Linked DNA regions of Mus musculus: region 2 is linked to region 1. The links are chromatin loops, found by intact Hi-C in ENCODE. Cell type or tissue: heart. All regions are shown on one strand. Links, peaks and the distances in the headings refer to the core of each region. The heading gives the core; the rest is flanking DNA.

Evidence for each region. Hi-C counts contacts between places; a loop is a spot of excess contacts. Peaks named below come from ENCODE experiments on the same cell type or tissue, not always from the same donor. Only the 100,000 strongest peaks of a DNase experiment are listed, where the experiment ranks them.
Region 2: it touches region 1 in a loop (2.9-fold over the local background); 4 of 42 quality-filtered maps call a loop at or near these places.

Annotation. Positions count from the first base shown.
Region 1 is chr7:44,649,816-44,659,817 of GRCm38, reverse strand. It overlaps Myh14 (myosin, heavy polypeptide 14), which reads left to right. Exons shown (of 42, transcript NM_001271540.1): 4 at 1,577-1,604; 5 at 1,781-1,883; 6 at 2,378-2,401; 7 at 4,134-4,226; 8 at 4,533-4,596; 9 at 5,764-5,862; 10 at 7,247-7,387. Among named protein-coding and RNA genes, the nearest start is that of 2310016G11Rik, 13 kb to the left of the region's middle. In heart, for the core only: CTCF peaks have their summits at 4,127 (motif pointing right) and 5,841; a DNase peak (open chromatin) is centred at 4,137; H3K27me3 peaks cover 3,464 bases.
Region 2 is chr7:44,257,391-44,267,392 of GRCm38, reverse strand. It overlaps Gm15517 (predicted gene 15517), which reads right to left and starts at 5,952. Exons shown (of 3, transcript NM_001384596.1): 1 at 5,859-5,952; 2 at 5,722-5,781; 3 at 5,502-5,604. The coding sequence starts at 5,873. The coding sequence ends at 5,593. It also overlaps a transcript of Acp4 not described here. In heart, for the core only: a CTCF peak has its summit at 4,490 (motif pointing right); a DNase peak (open chromatin) is centred at 4,432; H3K4me3 peaks cover 702 bases; H3K27me3 peaks cover 4,566 bases.

The sequences.
Region 1 (10,002 bases), core at 735-8,734:
GTAGCCCAGGCTGGCCCCTAACTCCTATGTATTTGAGGATGACTTTGAACCCCAGATTCTCCTGCCTTGATCTCCTGAGAGTTGGGATGATAGCTGTGGACAATACCTGGTCCATGTGGTTCTGAGAACGGAGTCTAGGGTTTTGTACATGCTAGACGAGGGGCTGTGGGGGGTTTTGTGTACCATGTCAGCATCATCTAGGTCGTGGACCATCGAGCTTGGCAGCAGCTGCCTTTACCCACTGAGCCATCTCAACCTTGCTTTTTTTTTTTTTAACGAGTTATATATTTCATCTTTTTGGAAACGGGCGTTTTTCCTGCATGTGTGTCTATGCATCAGTTATATGCCTGATGCCTGCTAAGGCCAGAAGAGGACATTGGACCCCCCTGGAACTAAAGTTGTGAGCTATTGTATGGGTGCTGGGAATTGAACCTGTGTCCTCTGCAATAGCAGCCAGTGTTCTTAACTACTGAGCCATCTCTCTAGCTCATATTGAATGTGTTTTAAACATTCCCAGACTCTGACTACAGCCTTGTTAGACAAGGAGCTGTGCTGAACCCATTTTTTAGATAGGTAAATGGAGGTACAAAGCAACTCAGAGACTGGGTCAGAGTCACACGAGAGGAGACTGGCTCACAGGGCTGGTTCAGACCTGACACGTGTCACAGGGTACATCATGGCAAGTTAGGTGGATGCCCTTGTGCTGTCTATAACCTGACATCTGTGCATAGAACCTGCACCCTCACCCTCACCTGTCCACAGAGTCTTCACCCATGAAAATATAGATTGTGTATAAGATTCACTAATAAGGTCCATGTGACACACAAACATGGACGCTTACTCTGGAACCACACCGAAGCCAACTCTTGTGTGGCTGAAGGATTTCCAGATCTGCGCCCTAAATGACGCTTCCTTTGAGAAGCACTGGAGGCTCCTCATCTTCTAGTCACCGCCTTAGCTCTGATTCAGTGTTCTTTTCTATGCTGATAATAGGACCTAGCACTTAGTAGGTGGTCAGAGTATATAGTGAGATGGTGGCACTATGCCCAGAGTTGCTGCAGAGTAGTCTAAGCTAGGCTTCTAGGGTCCTAGATCTCACTTTCCACTTTTTTTTTCAAAGACAGGGTTTCTCTGTGTAGCCCTGCCTGTCCTAGAACTCGCTCTGTAGACCAGGCTGGCCTCGAACTCAGAAATCCACCTGCCTCTGCCTCCCGGGTGCTGGGATTAAAGGTGTGCACCACCACTGTCCAGCTCACAGCTCACTTTCTAATTCTTGAGCCTGTGATGCCTGAGGTGGTGCACAGTAGGGGCTCAAATTGAAGTTGGTAGATGAATGGCATCTGTGTAATTTGGGTTCTTTGTCTCTACTGATGAGGAAATAAAAGGTTCAGAGAGGGACAGCTGCGTCTGTAAGGTCACTCAGGGAGGTTTAGTGGGGAGGGTATTTGAACACAGGAGGGTTGTACAAGACAATGCTGATATTTCTTTATGGTTCTGGAAAGGTTGTGAGATGCAACAGGGTCAGGAAACTTCAAGATTCTCTAGGTAACATGTCATTCCCCTCTGTCCCCGACAGATCGTGAGGATCAATCCATTCTCTGCACGTGAGTTGTCCTCAAGGGCTCCAGGGACAAAGGCTCCCATAGAATGTGGCGCTGTACCAGTGGGTGTGGAATTGGGTAAACTGGCAGAGTGCCAGCGGGCATGGCTCTACATAACTGTGTGGGGCAGGGGCTGCCTGGTCCCCCACCCACCCTACCTCCCCTTCCTCCCTCCACAGGGGAGAGTCTGGCGCTGGGAAGACGGAGAACACCAAGAAGGTCATCCAGTACCTGGCCCATGTGGCATCATCTCCAAAGGGCAGGAAGGAGCCTGGTGTCCCTGTAAGCCACACGGCCTTAGGACACTCCAGACATGTCACCAGTAGCATCTTTTATTTTGGGCTGCACTCCACATTCACAGTTGGTTCAGGGCCCTATGTCTTCCCGTGCTACCTGGACACCTACTGTGTGCTCATTTGAGAATGGTGCTTTGGTGCACACTGCATGCTTCATTTTGAGGCCTGATATTAGGTGACCTGTGTCCAGGTTAGGGGGGCGGTAGAGGTACCCCTAGCCTCTGAGCCCTCAGGGAGTGGTTACCAACAATACTCATACTTACAGGAAGCCCCAGTCATGGTGGGTGAGTCCTGATGGGGGCAGAAGGAGGTGGTACAGTGAGACTTAAGCCTGGCACAAAATCTGCAAGGTTTCCCTGTCGCATGCTCCCTAGCCCCTTGTCCCCAGCTCTACCCTAAGGCCTCCAGTTCACCTGCATGTCTGTCCATGTTCCATGTGCCGTGTCCTGGTTCGTGTGTCCTGTCCTGTGACGTCCTCAGGCCTCCGTCAGCACCATGTCTTATGTGAGTAGCAGGAAATCCTCTTGCCACCCTAGTGCCACCCAGTGTCACTTGGGGCCACCAGCCCATAGCCATCCAGGAGACAGTGTCCGAGAATGGCATACCCGCCCCACAGGCACCCACCAAGCCATTGCTGACAGTTCTGCTCTGCACCTGCTAGGGCCACATGGCCCTCTAGCTCAGACAGACTATGTGCATGAAGTCAAGGTTGTCTACTGTTGCCATCAGCCCCACTGTGTTCAACAAGTCATAGAAAGTCCCTTATGTACAGACAACCATACGTACCCTGCCCTTCCTGGCAGCCTTGGCATGTGTATGTCCCTGGGCCCTGTACTGCTATTTACTTGGGTCTCCCTGTCTACAAAGATGGCTCTCCCACATTGTTTGTTCCAGGCCTGCTGTTGTGCTCATGTTCAGGCCTCATACTGGCATTTAATGCAATGCATGTGGCCAAGCACCCTCTCATTATACCAGCTCTACTGTATTCACGGGCCTAGACCCCATGCTGTCACTTATTACAGTCCTACTATGTGCCTGTAATTGCTCCCCTCTCCCAAGTATTCACGTGCACAAAGCAGGGGTCTTTGCCACCACTCAATGTGACCCCACTATGTGCACATGTCCAGACTCCATGTTGCTTTTAGTGCAGTCCTACTGTCTGCACAGAGCCATGCCCCCTCTATTGCTCATGGAAGCCCTAATGTGTCAATGCAACTAGGTCCTTACTGGCAGAGAAGCCATACTGTGTGCACACCCCAGTCCTACTCTATGCAGCCTGGGTCTGTACTGCCTGCCATGTGTACAGAGAGAGGCCACAGATACCATCACGTGGTAACCCAGACACCCAAGCCACTCCTCCCAGGCGGGCTGGAGAAACAAGCTTTCATAGAACCTGGCCTTACTTTGCACATCATCTTTTTTGTTTGTCTTTTTTTTTTTTCTGGAATAGGATCTTATTTTATAGCTCAGGCTGGCCCCAAATTTGCTCTATAGCACATGCTGGTCTTGAATTTATATCAACTTTCCTACCTTCTTCATGTTCCCAAATGCTGGGATTACAGGTGTGAGCCACCATGTGGGGCTGTGTTTGTTTGGTTTTTGTTGTTGTTGTTCATTTGACAAAGCCACTAACTGGTGTAGACTGAGAAAAACACATGCAGCACATTTATTGAGCACCTACTGTGTGCCTGGCTCTGAAACTGGAGGAGCTAGAAGTAAGCTTAGAATAAGGAACTGCCCTCACAGCACAAAACTACCAGTTATTGAATGCCCACTGTGCACCAGAGTGTTTGAAGCATTTTCTATGGGTAGTGAATTACATATTATTCTCTAAACTCGTTTCCACAAGTGACGTATGGGGACCTGTGAACCGCAGCAACGTTTTCGTGGCTGACAGTTTGATGTGCACCCTTCCAGACCTCTCTCCCTATGCTTACTATCGTGTATGTTTGTAGAAATAACCAGGTTGTTTGTGCTGTAGTTTCTAACCTGCTTTGTTTCTTATTAATGGGAACACGACTGGTTCTGCAACATTTTTCCCCTTTGTTTGGTTGGTTTATGTGCACTCAACAGTAAATCTCCAAGAATTTTCTCTGTTCCCCTCACTATACACATGGCAGGCAAGACTCTTCCACCCTGATACAAAAGGCCCCACCCAGAGAAGGCCAGCCCGACGCCCTGACCCCATGAGGGATTCTCCCTGTCTCACTAATGCACCGTCTCCCATGCCCTGCAGGGGGAGCTAGAGCGTCAGCTTCTTCAAGCCAACCCCATCCTAGAAGCCTTTGGCAATGCCAAGACGGTGAAGAACGACAACTCTTCCCGATTTGTGAGTATGGGGGCTGTGCATCTGTCAGTCTGGGAGGCTGGGGCCCGATTTGAGGGTAGGGAAGAAAGGAAGAGACAGGGGTCTGGACCCCTAGGGTCTGAGAGAGGAGGCTGGGGTCTGAACCCCGAGTCTAAGGGAGGAGGTCCTACAACCTAACTGCTGGTGTCTCAGCAAAGTTGTCTGGACCCGGATTTCCTGCAGAGTCCCTGCTTGGGACTCATTGCTGGTGTGAGCTTGGGGTAGGAGGAGGTCTGGATTTGGGGAGACCCCTGGCACGACTTAAGCCCTGCACCATTTTTGCTACAGGGCAAATTCATCCGCATCAACTTTGATATTGCTGGCTACATCGTGGGAGCAAACATCGAGACCTGTATCCTCTGAGGAACCTGGGAGGCATGGGTAGCAGCCAAGCAGGACAACCCTGAGCCTTCACCCTGAAAAGATGCCCCGTGGTGATGCTCAGCTGGGAACCGAGCAGCCTTGTGAGGGCATGCCTGTCTGGACCTTCGAATTCATGCATTTCTGATGTCCTGTTCAGCCCGTGGTCAGACTCTTGGCTGTGCTTTGTGGAGTGGGGGCATAGTAGTCCAGGGAGAGACAGGAGGGGATGGGTCCGGGAAAGCCAGGTGAGCGTCCAGAATTTTTTCTTAGTGGGATTATAGAGGGTGTGCTTAACTGTCTAAACAACAACATGGGAACGTGCAGGGGAAAGTCCCCTAGGAAATCTAGGCAGAGCTTCAGGGCTCAGTGTTATCAGGGTGAGGCAACCCCAGGGCTTGCTGGGTTACAATCTCCTCCTGGAATGGTAGGTACCACACTGAAGCACCACACAGTGAGGCATACCTGTCATCCCGGCACTCAAGACCCTCTCTCAAAATACCAAACAGAATGAGAGGCTGAGGGCTGAGGAGACGGCTCTCCTGCGGGTCCTGGGAACTGAACTCAGAGCTTCAGATTTAGTGGCAAGTGCCTTTACCCACTGAGCCTTATTGCAACCTCCCATTGAATTAAATGTACCTTACTCTGTTGTTTTGCGTGTGCTTTGGTCTGCGTACCACATCCTTGGTGCTGGCAGAGGCCAGAAAAGGGCATTTGATGTCCTGGGACAGAGTTACACATGGTTGTGAGTCATATCATGGATGCTGGGGATGGAACCCTGGTCCTCTGATTAAGAACCGCCTGTGGCACACGCCTTTGATCCCAACACTTGGAGGCAGAGGCAGGCAGATCTCTGAGTTCAATACCAGCCTGGTATACACAGTGAGTTCCAGGACAGCCAAAGATACACAGAGAAACCCTGTCTCAGAAAACTGTAAAGCAGCGTCAACAGCAAACAAACAAACACACCCACACAAGCCTGCTCTTAACTGCTGATCCATTCCTCCAGCTCCACGTTATTTTTATTTAATTAAATTAATTAATTAATTAATTTATCTTTGAGATGCTGGTCTGGAATTCATTATGCAGCCTAGGCTGATCTGCATTCCAAATACTTAGACTTCCGGCAGCAGGCTCCTTGACCTGCCTCCCCCACCAGATCTGTTGGAGAAGTCCCGGGCCATCAGACAGGCCAAGGATGAATGCAGCTTCCATATCTTCTACCAGCTGCTAGGGGGCGCTGGGGAGCAGCTAAAAGGTCAGTGTCACTCTTTCCCAGCCTGCTTTGCCCTGGGGTGGTTGAGAAACATAAGATCTCCCACTCTCCACACCCTCGCCATCCCCAGAACAGAGTCGTTGTGCCCAGTCCTGCCATCCCTATGATGTGTGGGAAGAGCGCAGTAGCAGAGCTGCGCAGCTCTGGGCTCCTGTCGTGTCCCAAGCCCTGCTTTTTTTATTTTTTTTAAAGATTTATTTATTATATGTAAGTTCACTGTAGCTGTCCTCAGACACTCCAGAAGAGGGAGTCAGATCTCCTTACGGATGGTTGTGAGCCACCATGTGGTTGCTGGGATTTGAACTCAGGACCTTCGGAAGAGCAGTCAGTGCTCTTAACCGCTGAGCCATCTCTCCAGCCCAAGCTCTGCTTTCTACCCTCTGCTTCCAGCTGCCTTCTGGCTTTCGCTCCTGCCTGCGGCATCTGCTCTGTTCCTGCACCCCTGTTCCTCCTGGCCCTATGGTGGCTCTGCCTTGTTGTGGCCTCTCGCAATTCCATGCTTCCAGTTGACCTTACTGTGTGCTGTTGCGCCTGCAAGCTGCCTTCTGTTGCGGTCCCTGCCGGCTCGGAGGCTATGCCAGAGGTTGTGCCCTCTCTTGTCTCCTCATTTTTTTTTCTTTTTAAGATTTATTTATTTTATATATGTGAGTACTATTGTTGTCTTCAGACACATCAGAACAGGGCATCCGATCCCATTACAGATGGTTGTGAGCCATCATGTGGTTGCTGGAATTGAACTCAGGGCCTCTGGAAGAGCAGTCAGTGTTCTCAACTGTTGAGCCATATCTCTAGCCCTCCTCTCTTTTTTAGACAAGACCTTGCTATGTAGCCCAGACTAGTCTGGAACTCCCAGCACCCTACTACCTCAGGCTCCTAAGTGCTAGAATAATAGCAAGCGAGCCACCGTGTCTGACTTTGTAGCTCCTTATTCCTCTTCCTTCTGCCCACAGCTTTTATTTATTTATTTATTATTAATATTATTATTATTATTTTGGTTTTTTGAGACAGGGTATAGCCCTCTGTATAGCCCTGGCTGTCCTGGAACTCACTTTGTAGACCAGGCTGGCCTCAAACCCAGAAATCCGCCTGCCTCTGCATCCCAAGTGCTGGGATTAAAGGCATGAGCCACCACTGCCCGGCTGTCCACAGCTTTTTATGTCCCTCCTGACTCCTATGTTGGTCCCCTGACACCCTGGTTCCAACTCTGTGGCTTCTGGCAGCATGTGTGTCTCCAGGTGCTGGCTCTGCCATCTTCTCCAGCACCTTCTCCAGCCTGCCTGCTCCAGGCCCACCCAGCCCAGCCCTCAGTGACAGACCTCAGGTACTGTCATGACACAGCTGACCCTAGCACTCCCTCTGTCCACAGCTGACCTCCTTCTGGAGCCCTGTTCCCATTATCGCTTCCTGACCAATGGGCCCTCATCGTCCCCGGGCCAGGAGCGTGAGTTATTCCAGGAGACCCTGGAGTCCCTGCGTGTGCTGGGCCTCCTCCCAGAAGAGATCACTGGTGAGTGAGCCTGGGCCACTCCTACCTGGGAATGGGGTTGTCTTTGAGAGTGAGTGTTTGAGTGTGAGTGTGCAAGTGTGTGTGAGCTGTGCCCATGAATGTGTTGCAGTGTGAGTGCAAGTATGTGCGTGTAAGAGTGTGAGTGAGTGTGTGTGTCAGGAGATGGCTTGTAGATGCTTTGTTGGTTCTGAGGATTAAACTCAGGCCATCTTGTATGTGTACATAAGCACAATTACTGACTGAGCCATCTTTTCGTCTTCAATTGAACTGATCCACCTCCCAGCCTACTGTCTAAGTATTTCTTGATACTGCTGTATATAAAAGGCTGGAGCTCTTCTGGGGAGGAGGTGGGCAGATCTCCCCTCCTCACCTCACGGACACTACAGACGTGAGATCAACCAGCCACATAAGTGATAGGAACCTGGTCAGAGTATGGGGAGTGGGGGTGGGTGCAGTGCAGGGAACCAGAGGGGTTGGAGTTGGAGTACAGCTCCACACAGGAGGCCAGACGAGGGTACCTGGGAGAAAAGGTGCTTGGATAGAGGCCTGGGGTGAGGACAGTAGGAAGAGCATTCTGGGGTGGCTGTGCAAAGGCCCTGGGGCAGGGGAAGTGTGTGTTGGAGAACTTGACGCTTCAGGAGTGAGTTGGGTCTTCTTTGAACTTCATTTGACATTTTATATTGCGATAGTAAGAAGAGCTCTTGGGGACAAACAGGACAGGAAGTGATGGCTTAACAGTGACGTGTGTCAGGTTGGCAAGGGCTGGCGTGTTCTGGTCAGTTTCTATTATCAACCCAGGAAGAGGGATGTCAGCTGAAGTCTTGTGTGTCAGATTGGCCTGTGTGCATGTCTGTAGGGGATCGTCTTGTTGATAATTAATGTCGGAGGACCCAGTCCATTGTGGGTGGTGCCACTCCTAGGTAGGTGTTTCGAGCTGGAGAGCAAAGCATTAAGCAGCATTTATCTATGGTTTTTGTTCCTTTTCCTGTTTGAGTTTCTGCCCTCACCTCAGTGATGAACTGAGCCCTGGAAGTGTGTGCCAAGTAAACCCTTTCTCCCGCTAAGGTGCTTTTGGTTAGAAGGTCTCACCACAGCAGCAGAAAGCAAAGTAGATCAGAAACTGAGACAGGGCCACTTGCTGCCCATAAACTCCCTATGTCACCAAGGATCACTTGAATTCCTAATTCTCCTGCCTCCGTTCCTACCTCCTGAGTGCTGGCGTGACAGGTGTGCACCATGCCTGGTTTATGTGGTGTTGGGGATGGAACCTAGAACCTCACGCATTGCTAGTCAGGTTCTCCACCAACTGAACTACATTTACAATCCTTTCGATTATGATGATGGTGATGGTGATGATTTTGTTTGTTTTAGAAAGAGTCTCATACTGGAGCCCAGACTGGCCAGGATCTGGCTGTGTAGCTAAGGAAAGCCCCAAGCTTATAGCAGTTTTCCTTTCTCAGCCTCCAGAGTATGACGATGGCAAGCACTGGCCCCTTTACCCAGCTGGACCACAGCATCTTTTGAGAGGTTTTGGTATCTTCCTTTTTGGGTGCACTGGGCTCTCAGACAGAGACCTCTAGGTGTATGTGCATCAGCTGGGCTCCACCTCACAATTTGATTCTCCTCGGGAGCTCATGTTGCCTTCAGGGCTCAATCTAGAGTGCTGAGCACCTCAATGTACCTCAGTGTACCCACTCATGGCCACACCTACAGCCATGGCTAGATTTCTTAACTATGGTTTTGTAATTCCCCGGACTGCTAGTCTTTCCCACCAGGCAACTAGCAATACAGAACCTGGCCATGATCATCAGCCCAGCCTCTTGATACCAGATGGCCCATGGTACCCTCCTATTGGGAGCCTGTGTGTACCGGGTTCAGTACTCAATTTTCAGAGTTTGAATGTGCTTTCAGCCTGATTTTTGGGCCACCACAACTTCAGCTACACTAACACCTTCCAGAGAGGACCATGTGTGGTCATCTTCATCCCAAGACTCCAGAGCCTGGCTCTAGACTTTCAGTGTCCACCCATACACATTTAACTTAACTCATTAATTTATTTTGGTGCTGAGATGTGACTGATGGGCAGGTGCACTATCACTGAGCAGCGAACTCAGCCCTTCACTGGGAGATTCCAAGCATACCCTAAAACAGCCATACCCTAACACACCTTGGTTGGTTTTGGCTGCAGAGGACCTACCTCGCCACCATCCACAAGGTGGCGCCAGTTCTCCACTTCTTAGCTCTGGGCTTGCGTGCCCTCCATCTAAGAAGTTTTGTATATTTTTGTTGGAGTGGCAGGCAGATGGGATCATGTGACAGCCTCCTTGTGCTCCACTTGTATGGTCTAGAGCCCAACATCTTTGCATAGACTCTGTTTCATATCAAAGATGAGACAAAAGGTCAGGAAGTCTTGCCTGGGTCCCATCTCCCCTCAGGAGATGGCAGAGAGGTGGTGGACCCCATAACCCTCAGCCAGAAATGCAGATGGACGTGCCCGAAGGCAGCCTGGGGCAGACAGCATTTGGGACCCAACAAGAGAGGACCTCTGTGTGTCTGTCACCTCACTTTGTATCTTTCTCTGCTAACCCTTGGTACTGTGAATGCCAGGCTGGGAA
Region 2 (10,002 bases), core at 766-8,765, 390 kb after region 1:
ATGGAAGAATGGGGAGAGAGGGGCAGGTAGACCGGGAGATGACAGAGCAGGTGACAGGGAGCAGGGGTAGAGAGTTCCTGTCACCAGCCACCCTGCTGGCCCAGGGCTGAGCAGTTTCTGAGCCCTGATGCTGGATGGTCAGTCCCAGGAGATATTCATAAACCTGGATGCTTGCCCCACTAGGTAGTTCAGAGAGACATCTGCCAGATTTGGTAATCTGGGGGACTGATTTCTGGCTCTGTGTCAACTACTTTCTGGTATTTTGAAATTCCCAAGTGCCTTCTAATTACACCTCCCCTTTGGGGCTGGGACCCAAGGCTTTGAGCATATCAGGGAAGAGTCTTACCATGGAGCCACATCCCAGCCCCTCACTGGGGAATTCTAAAATGTGCTCTCCTCTCATGGCCCCTCTCCATTCCAAAGGTGAACTCCACCGTCTCTGAGTGGAGACTCCTCCCCCCAGCCCCTTTTTTAGACAAGGGCTCATTCTGTAGCCCAGGCTAGCCTCAAACACACGGTGATCCTTCTGCCTCAGGGCCCCTTCCAGTAGTGTGACCAGCCTGTACCATTATCACCACACCTGGCAGCCCTGAGCCTGTGACAGTCACATGAAGCAGGATAGAAAGAGGGAATAAAGTGGATGTGCATGGAAGGGGAAAGGAACCTTTGTCACAGTGTCTGGCTGAGTCACCAGTTGAAAGTTAAGAGTTGGGCTGGAGAGATGGCTCCGAGGTTAAGAGCACTAACTGCTCTTCTGAAGGTCCTGAGTTCAAATCCCAGCAACCACATGGTGGCTCACAACCATCTGTAATGAGATTGGATGCCCTCGTCTGGAGCGCCTGAAGACAGTTACAGTGTACTTACATATAATAAATATTTTTTTTTAAAAAAAGGAAAGTTAAGAGTTGCAGTACAAACAGGATCTGTGGGCCAGCCTGATAGTTCAGTGGTTAGACACTCACCACCAAGCCTGAAAACCTGCATTCCATACCCAGGACCACAAGGGGGAAGGAGAAAACTGACTCCTGCAAGTTTGTATCCTTTGACCTCCACATGTGCTGTAGCACCCCTGTGTTAGCGTCCTCCCATCAAACAAAAACAACAACAAAACAAAACAAAACAAAAACAAAAAACTTTTTGTTCTGGTTTCCAAAAAAAAAAAAAAGCCTTCTACACCGAGCCTTGTAGAAGTCAGAGGCATTTATGATCACGCTCCTCTCAAAGCTCTAAACTGCAAACTTTAAGGAACTTAGAAAACAATTTTCTGTTTCTGGGGATCTCATAAAGGAAAGTATAGCCTGTGTGTGCAAGACGAAGCGTCCCCGGCTCCGCTGCGGACTCCGGCTTCAACCTGAGAACTGGACTCTTTCCTGATGAACCCTGGAAAATACCTTGTGCTGGTTTACCAAGAAAAAGGAAAAATAAGTTCCACTGAATAAAGTCAGAAACCTAATTTAAAAAAAATCAAAGTGAGCCAAGCTCACTTGAGGGTGGGAACGGTGCTGTCTTGTGAAACCCGCACCCTGGCACCCAGGTGCCCTGGAGAGTACAACCCTCCCCTGAGCCTTTCTCTATGTCAGAATCCTTTCTTGGGACTGGAGAGATGGCTCAGAAGTTAAGAGTCCTGGCTGTTCTTCCATATGAGTTCAGCGACTAGCACCCAGGTGGCAGCTAACATGCAACTTAGCTCCAGGGAGGTCTGATGCCCTCTTCTTGCTCTATGGGCAAAGCACTCATGTGCGCCCCCCCCCCCCAGTTGAAAATCTATTTAAAAAAATTTTTTTTTGGTACCTTTCCTTGATGGGTGTGAGTTGGTGAGACTGCAGATCTGCATGTGACGTAACCTGTGTGTGATGTCAGAGGGCAATCTGAGGATGTTGATCCCCACTCTCTTAGTCAGGGTTTCTATTCCTGCACAAAACATCATGACCAAGAAGCAAATTGGGGAGGAAAGGGTTTATTCAGCTTACATGTTGTTGTTCATCACCAAAGGAAGTCAGGACTGGAACTCAAGCAGGTCAGGGAAGCAGGAGCTGATGCAGAGGCCATGGAGGGATGTTCCTTACTGGCTTGCTTCCCCTGGCTTGCTCAGCCTGCTCTCTTATAGAACCCAAGACTACCAGTCCAGGGATGGTCCCATCCACAATGGGCCCTACCCACTTGATCACTAATTGAGAAAATGCCTTACAGTTGGATCTCATGGAGGCATTTCCTCAACTGAAGCTCCTTTCTCTGTGATAACTCCAGCTGTGTCCAGTTGACACACAAAACCATCCAGTGCACACGCCATCTACCTTGAGACAGGGTGTTGTGGTGGTTTGAAGAATGGCCTCCATAGGCTCATTTATTTAAATGCTAAGTCACCAGGGAGTGTCATTATTTGAGGATGAGAAGGAGTAGGTGGCATGGCCTTGTTGGAGATGTGTCACTTGGAGTGGGCTTTGAGGTTTCAAAGGCCCACACCAGGCCCAACGTCTCCATGCTTGAGCATCTAAGCTCTCAACTATTTCTCCAGCATCTTGTCTGCTTGTGCGTCACCTCACTCCCCACAATGATGAACACGGACTAATCCTAAGAAGCTGTAAGCAAGCCCCCAATTAAATCTTTCATCCTATGAGAGGCCTTGGTCGTGGTGACTTGTCGTAGCAATGGGATAGTAACTCAGGGGTCTTTGTTTTGCTTGCCACTGTGTGTGTAGCAGAGTAGCTGTCCTTTGAGTTTCCAAGGGGTCTCCTATGTGTGCCTTCCATCTTGGCACAGAGGTGCTAGGATCACAGCCTTATGCTTCTGAGCCTGGCTTCCTGTGGGTTTTGGAATGTCAGATCGGGGCCTCATTTTACCCAGCAAGTACTTTTAACTCCTGAGCCACATCCTCATCACCCAAAATAATTTTTTGAGATCTACTTACTTAAATTTTTTTTTCTGTGCCTGTGCGCCGCAGGGGTGCAGTGCCCACGGAGGCACCAGAACCCCTGAAACAGAAGGTTTTGAGCTGTGGTGTGTTGCTGGGGATCCAACCCGGTCCTTTGGAAAAGCAGCCAGCCCTTAACCACTAGCCGTCTTTCCAGCCCTAAAACTGTTTCTTAATTCTAACTCTGCTTCACACTGGCTGGGTGCTTAGGAGTCCTCACTGCCTTTGCAGAGGACCTGAGTTTCGAGTTTCCGAGTGCCCATGTCTGGTGGTTTGCAGCTGCCTAGGACTCTCTAGCTCCAGGGAATCTAAACCCTCTTCTGGGTTCCATGAACACACACACACACACACACACACACACACACACACACACACACACGCACACATACGCAATTTAAAAGTAAAATAAGATCAAGGGGTGGTGGTTCACCCTTTTATTCTAGGACAGGCAGATGTCTGCGACTTCAAGGCCAATCTGGTCTTATATAGTGAGTTCCAGCTAACCTGACTCAGAAATAAGTCGATTAACTAAATTATAATCTTTAAAGCACATACTATAATCCTGGCATATAACAGGTATTTACTAGCCGGGTAGTGGTGGCGCATGCCTTTAATCCCAGCACTTGGGAGGCAGAGGCAGGTGGATTTCTGAGTTCGAGGCCAGCCTGGTCTACAGAGTGAGTTCCAGAACAGCCAGGGCTACACAGGGAAACACTGCCTCGAAAAACAAAAACAAGTATTTACTTTTAAAAATAAGCATAGTGATAATAATAATAAAAAAAAAATCCCATCTTTGTCTGAGTGAAGGTCTGTGAAAGAATTTCCCGGGCAGCAGAGCTACCCATTCGAAGCGCTCAGCTTCCTCACAAAAAGGAGCCGCCTCAGAACCCCAGCTGCCCATTCATAGCACCCTGGGGAACGTTCAGAGCAGAATCGATGCTCCGTCCCACCCCAAGCCCAGTGGTGGGAATTGACAAAGCCCTCAGTGGCTCTCCACAGCGCCGGCCCGAGACACATCCATCTCCGCTGGACTGCGGTTGAGAAAATGCCAAGTTGATAGCTCCCTGAGGACTCAGAAACCACATAAATGGTCAAGCCCTGGGGGAAGGAGGGATGTGGAGGGCGCAAAGGTTGACTTGGTTCCGCGGTTGAAAAACCGCTGACAGCCAAGCCCACCTGGAGAGTGAAGAGACGGGGTGAGGCAGGAAGGTTTGCTCCGGAAGCTTTCAATGGAGGACTCGCAGACTAGGGGTTGCAAAGGGCTCCTCAGCCCGCTCGGAGTGTGTGGCACAGCAGGTGAAAAGCCGTTAGGGTGCGGCTGCTCAGCCGTTTTTTTGAGTTACGGGGCTAAGGGTATAGCAGAAGGGCCTGGTGTGAGCCATGTGGGTAGGGAGGTGCAGGGAGGGAGAGGCCACTCTATTTACAGGAGGAGGTGGATGCTTGGGAAATACCTGGTTGAGAGCTCAGGCAGGAGTCTCAGTCTCCTGCCAATTAAAATCTAGGAAAATAGTCTGACACCGCCACCATGCGGCCATTTCTGGTTTTGCGTACAAGGAGTCCTTGCATTTGAGGACAAAGGGTGCTGTTACTGGCTCTGATCAACAGAGGGCGCGACCGCTAGTTCGTCTTGGTCTCAGTTTGCTTGTAACCCACTAAAATTGCGCGGATCTGAACTAAACGGATTTACAAATCTGTTCGTGATTGGAAATTTCTAGTCCTTTTCCCGAAGACCCAGAGCATACAAATGATTTTTCTTTTTTCACTTTGGGGAGGTTGGAGGAGGCAGGAAGGTTGGCGTGTGCTAACAGATCTCCTCTATTTTGGGGTTCTGGACACTTCTATTGGAAAGGGATTTGATGGCAGGTGATCACAGTTGAATAGGAGTTTGCTAAGACAAGAAAAAAATAAAAGGAAGAAATATTATCATTTTTTAAGATAACCAGGGAAGGAATTATATCCAGACTCTTTACACACAGTCGCAACATCTGCCCACACCTTTGATCTCTGGCAATCCTTAGTGTGGCCTTTCTTTAAACAGATTTTCACCTTTGCTGGGTAGGAGTGCTCAGAGAGACAGGTCTGAAGTCCTGAGCAAGCTGTTTAGTGCCAGATGGAGAATTGGGCCCTGGAAGTTCTTTTCTGTGCCCTGGCACTCACAGCTGAAATGCCCCTTAAATACTCATGTGACCTAAAGATTCCTACGCATTCTTCAAAACCCACTTCTCCCTCAGACCTAGGGGTCCAAGCTCCAGCACTCCTCCCACAGACATAGGACTCTAAGCCCAACCTCCTCCCACAGATGCAAGAGATCCAAGGCCCAGCCTCCTTCCACAGACTTGGAGGTCCAGGGCCCAGCCTCTTCCCACAGATTTTGAGATCCAGGACCCAGTCTCCTTTCTCAGACCCAGAGGTCCAGGACCCAGCTTCCTCCCTCAGATTCAGAGGTCCAGGGCCCAGCCTCCTCCCATAGACTTGGAGGGACAGGTCCCTAGCCTCCTCCCTGAGATCTAGGGACCAGGTCTCTCCTTTTCATCTTCCTGCTGAGATCCATGGTTGTGGGGAGCAGGGCTTAGGGAGCAGGGAGCCTTGGTCTGGTGCTGTTACATTTATTGGATCTCAGAGGCCAGCGCAATGGCAGAGCAGGCGGGGGCCAAGCTGGTGGAGTGGGGCGTCATGCCTTCTTACTGCTGAGCCTAGAGCAGAGATAGAAGTACAATGTAGACACGTGGCAGCTCAGGATAGTAAAAGCTCCAGGGCCAAATGAAGAGAGACAGGAGAGACAGAGCCCTCTCATCCCGCCTCCCCCTCACCTTGTTGAAGAAGTAGATGGAGGCTAGGATGGTGAACACGGCCATGGCCAAGGTCACATTCTGGGGGAGGAGGTCAGGAGTCAGCTCCCTCCCCTCCCTCCCCCCACCTCTGCCCCAGCCCCTTCACCTGTCCTCACTTCCTGCAAGTTCATAGCCATGGGTCCTAGCCGCACAGCACTTGGCCTCCCTCACCCAGACCTCGGAGTCAGACAGGAAAGAGGCTCCGAGAATGGGAGGGGGTTGTCGGGGAGACCAGAATGGTGACCATGGAGACCAGGGAAGGGCATTTTGGGTAGAAGAGACATTCACACTGGGGATTGGTGGGGAAGGGGATGTGGGTGTGTAATTCACTCATGGTACCTAAATCCAGCATGAAGACCTATGAGATTGGAGAGTACGGACCTGGATCTCCACACTGGGTTCTCTTTTCTTCCCTAGAGTGTGCTGGGGAGCCATGGGAGAGTTGTGAGCAGGGAAGGAACAGATTGGCTCTGGTATGTTGAGGCAGGAGAATGACTGAGGTATAAAGACGGGGTCCAGTGGTACAGGCAAAATGGCATCCTCGTGTCTGCCAGATGCAAGGGTGGGAACTAACAGTCAGGACTTAGCCTAGAATTTGGTCCCCCAGCTTGTGAAGGTGGCAGAATGTTCATCGTGGTGTGAAGCCTGGTGCTGGTAGGTGACAGCTTCTGAGCTCTGGACCACAGAGACAGCAGCAAGGCACTTTGACTGTGACCACTCAGTGTTCTTTGTAGGTTCCTGACTCCTCTTTATACCTTTAAAATGACTTTCCAGGTTATTAGAGGTACAGAGGAGAGGGGAGATACGTGTGTGTGTGTGTGTGTGTGTGTGTGCATGCACGCGTGTGCGTGTAACTGCCTCCACCTCCCACTGATGGCTACCAGCTGTGCATAGAGGGAATGCACCACTGGAGGGGCCCCACTCTTTGCAGTGATACCTCAGGCTGGACACTGAGAGGGGGACACACATGGTGAGAAGCCACTTAGGGTGATGCCAGTGTGGGCTTAATCCCAGCTCTGACGCCTGCCAGTGGAATGACCTTCGGTGACTCACAAAGATGTCTTCACCATTTTTTAAGTAATCCCCCACCCCCACCCCAGCAAAGGAGCTCAGGGGTGACTCAGTGGGTAAGTACTTAAGTGTGAGGACCTGAGTTTGATTCCCTAGCTCGCCTATAAAAAGCCAGGCATGGTGCTTGTGCCAGCCACCTCGGCACTAGAGGTAGAGACAGGAGAATCCCTGGGGCTTGCTGGCCAAATCAGTGAACTCCAGGTTCAGTGAGAATGATCACAATAGGTGAAAAGCAATCAAACAAGACCTTTGGCTTTGACCTCTGACCTCTACACAGAGGAGCACTTCTGTTTGTGGTGCAGGTGTTTCTGCAGTCCAGGGGGGAAGATGGCTCAAGAGGCTCACAAAACTCAAGACATCTTTCCAGGTTCACCCATTATAGAAGACGTAGGTGGTTGCTGGAGAGAAGACTCCTTAAAAAAAAAAAAAGATTAGTTGAGTATGTATACAGCATTCTGTCTGCACGCATGCTTGCAGGACAGAAGAGGGCACCGGATTGCATGGTTATCTCTCTAGATGCTTGCAAGTCACCATGTGGTTGCTGGGAATTGAACTCAGGACCTCTGGAAGAGCAGCTGGTGCTCTTAACCTCTGAGCCATCTCTCAGGCCCCCAAGAGAAAATTCTTAAGTGGAACTGCCTTTGAGGTGCACAGAGGACCCCGGTAACACATCTGTCTTCCTTGCAGCATCTGTCTAGAACTTTCCAGTGCAGCAGCTGCTTTTGAGTCACAATCCCGTGAGTGACCCCAATAAACTAACTGCTTCACCATGCTGGACATGGAGTAATTTCTTGGGTTAGCAACACTGCTGTTCTTTCTGGATTGAAGTCATCTTCAGCTAGAAGGTGCATAGAGAGTTCAGCCTGAGACAATAAGACACTAAGTGAATAAACTAATAAAGAGAATAAAGATGAAGGGCTGTTGAGAGAGTTCAGTGGGGAGTCTGTTGACAAGCCTAATAACCAGAGTTTATGTCTCCAAACTCACAGAACTGACAAGTTCTCCTGTGACCTCTGCATGTGCACTGTGGCATCTGGGTGCCCCCATGTCACAAGTGTAATACATTTTTTCATGAAGAAAAAGAATAAACATACGGGGCTGGAGAGATGGCTCAGCAGGTGAGAGCACTGACTGCTCTTCTAGAGGTCCTGAGTTCAGTTCTCAGTACAGTGGCTCACAACCATCTGTGATGGGATCTGATGAGCTCTTCTGGGTGTGTCTGAAGACAGCTACAGTATACTCATATAAATACATACATACATAAATAAAATAGAACACACATATATTCATAGAGAGAGGCAGGGACACAAGATTATGTCACCGAATGGTGATTGTGACAGCTGAGGGAAGGTGGCACAGCTGGCCTTGAAACTGGAGTCGTGGAACACATCTCCAAGAGGAGGGAGGGCCAGGGAATGGGGTTCTACTTTATAGCTGGTACTGCAAGTGTGACGTGAGGACATCTGGGTTTCCAGCCAGTCACACAAACTGTGGACCTGGGACCTCAAGGGCAGCTTGGGGGTCATGGGTCCTCTGCCACTGCTTAGTCAATCGTTACAGCAGCAGGGAGTGAGGATCCCAGGAGACAGAGTATGCCACCATCTTGAGGGGGGCAGAATTTGCTCCCCACTCCATTTTGTTCTTTGGGATTAACAGATTTTTTTTTTTTTTTGAGACAGGGTCTTACACTATGTAACCCTGGCTGTCCATACACTAAGCTGGCCCTGAGCTCAGAGATCCACCTAGTCTCTGTCTCCTGAGTGCTAGGATTAAAGGCAGGCCTGGTTGGATTTAACAGAATCTTTGCAGCCATGGTGATACTCGGCTGCTATCTGAGCATTTGGGAAGCTGAAGTTGGAGTGTTGGGAGTTCTAGCCAGCCCAGGCTGCAGTGAGTTCAAGGCTAGCCTGGGCAATGTAGTTCAATTCTGTCTACAACATTTAAGAAGGGAAACGGGTGTTGTAGCTAAAGATGTAATATACAGCACTTGTTCAGCATGTGTGTAAATGCTAGTAGTATTAAACAAGACCCAGCTGCTTTGGGTTGCCTTTGCTGAGGGCCTCGGGCTGTTTCCAGAACTCACACAGTAGCTTACCACCATCTATAACACCAGTTCCAGAGGATCCAGTGCCCTTTTCTGGTCTCCACGGACACTTCATGCACATACATAGAAACACAAAATAAAAATAAAATCACGGCTGGATATAGTAAGCACACCTTGAATCCCAGCACTTGCGAGGCTGCGAATTCACTCTGTGGATTTGAGGACAGCCTGGTCTACATAGTGAGTTCTAGGACAGCTAGGGCTACATAGTGAGATCTTGTCTCAAACCACCACTTCAAACAAACAAACAAAAACTCCAAACTAAACAGCTAGATTCCCTCCTGAGCTAAGCCCTCCCAACTCGACCCATGAAGCCCATGAGCAATGACAATTGTCTTAGGATGTTCAGCTTGGGGCTAGGGAGGTGGTTCATTGGCATGTTTGCCCCACAAGCAAGCTGGGGACTGAGTTCATCTCCCCAATACCCGTGTGAAAGACCTTGGCATGGCAGCTTGTAACTGCAATCTTAGAGCTTGTTGAAGTTGAGACAGGAGGATTCCTGGAGCTTGGTCTATTCTGAATCAGCAAGTTCCAAGTTAAGTGAGAGACCCTGTCTCAGAGACTGTTTGAACAAGACACCTGACATCTGGCCTCCACACACATGAACACACACATAAATCACTAAATTTTAGGGTCATTTGTTATGTGGTCATCAACACAACTTCCAAACTGTTCCTCTCTGCAAATGGGCTGTCTTAAGTGCTTAATGCACCTTGACCTAGTCTGATGTGTTTTGTGAGATGAAGGCACACAGAGGTACAGTACCTTGCCTAATACTATACACCTTGTAATTGTGAGAGCATCGAACCTAGTCCATCTGACTTCTGGCTTGAGTATTTTGCTGCAGAGGCCCTGTTGGCTTTAACCAGGTGTATGCAGTGTGGAAAGAAAACAAAATCTTCAAAAAGTCCAAGGAGGCCTCAACAAATCCTGACATTTTAGGAAAACCAGGAGCCATGGAGAGGCCTGGGGGTTAGGCAGGGGGTGTCCCTGTAACTACCTCTCCGCTTTGCCATTTCCTACATGTCTCCTCAGGTAAATCAGTATCCTGTTGTGCCTCGGTTTCCCTGTTAGCACAGTATAGA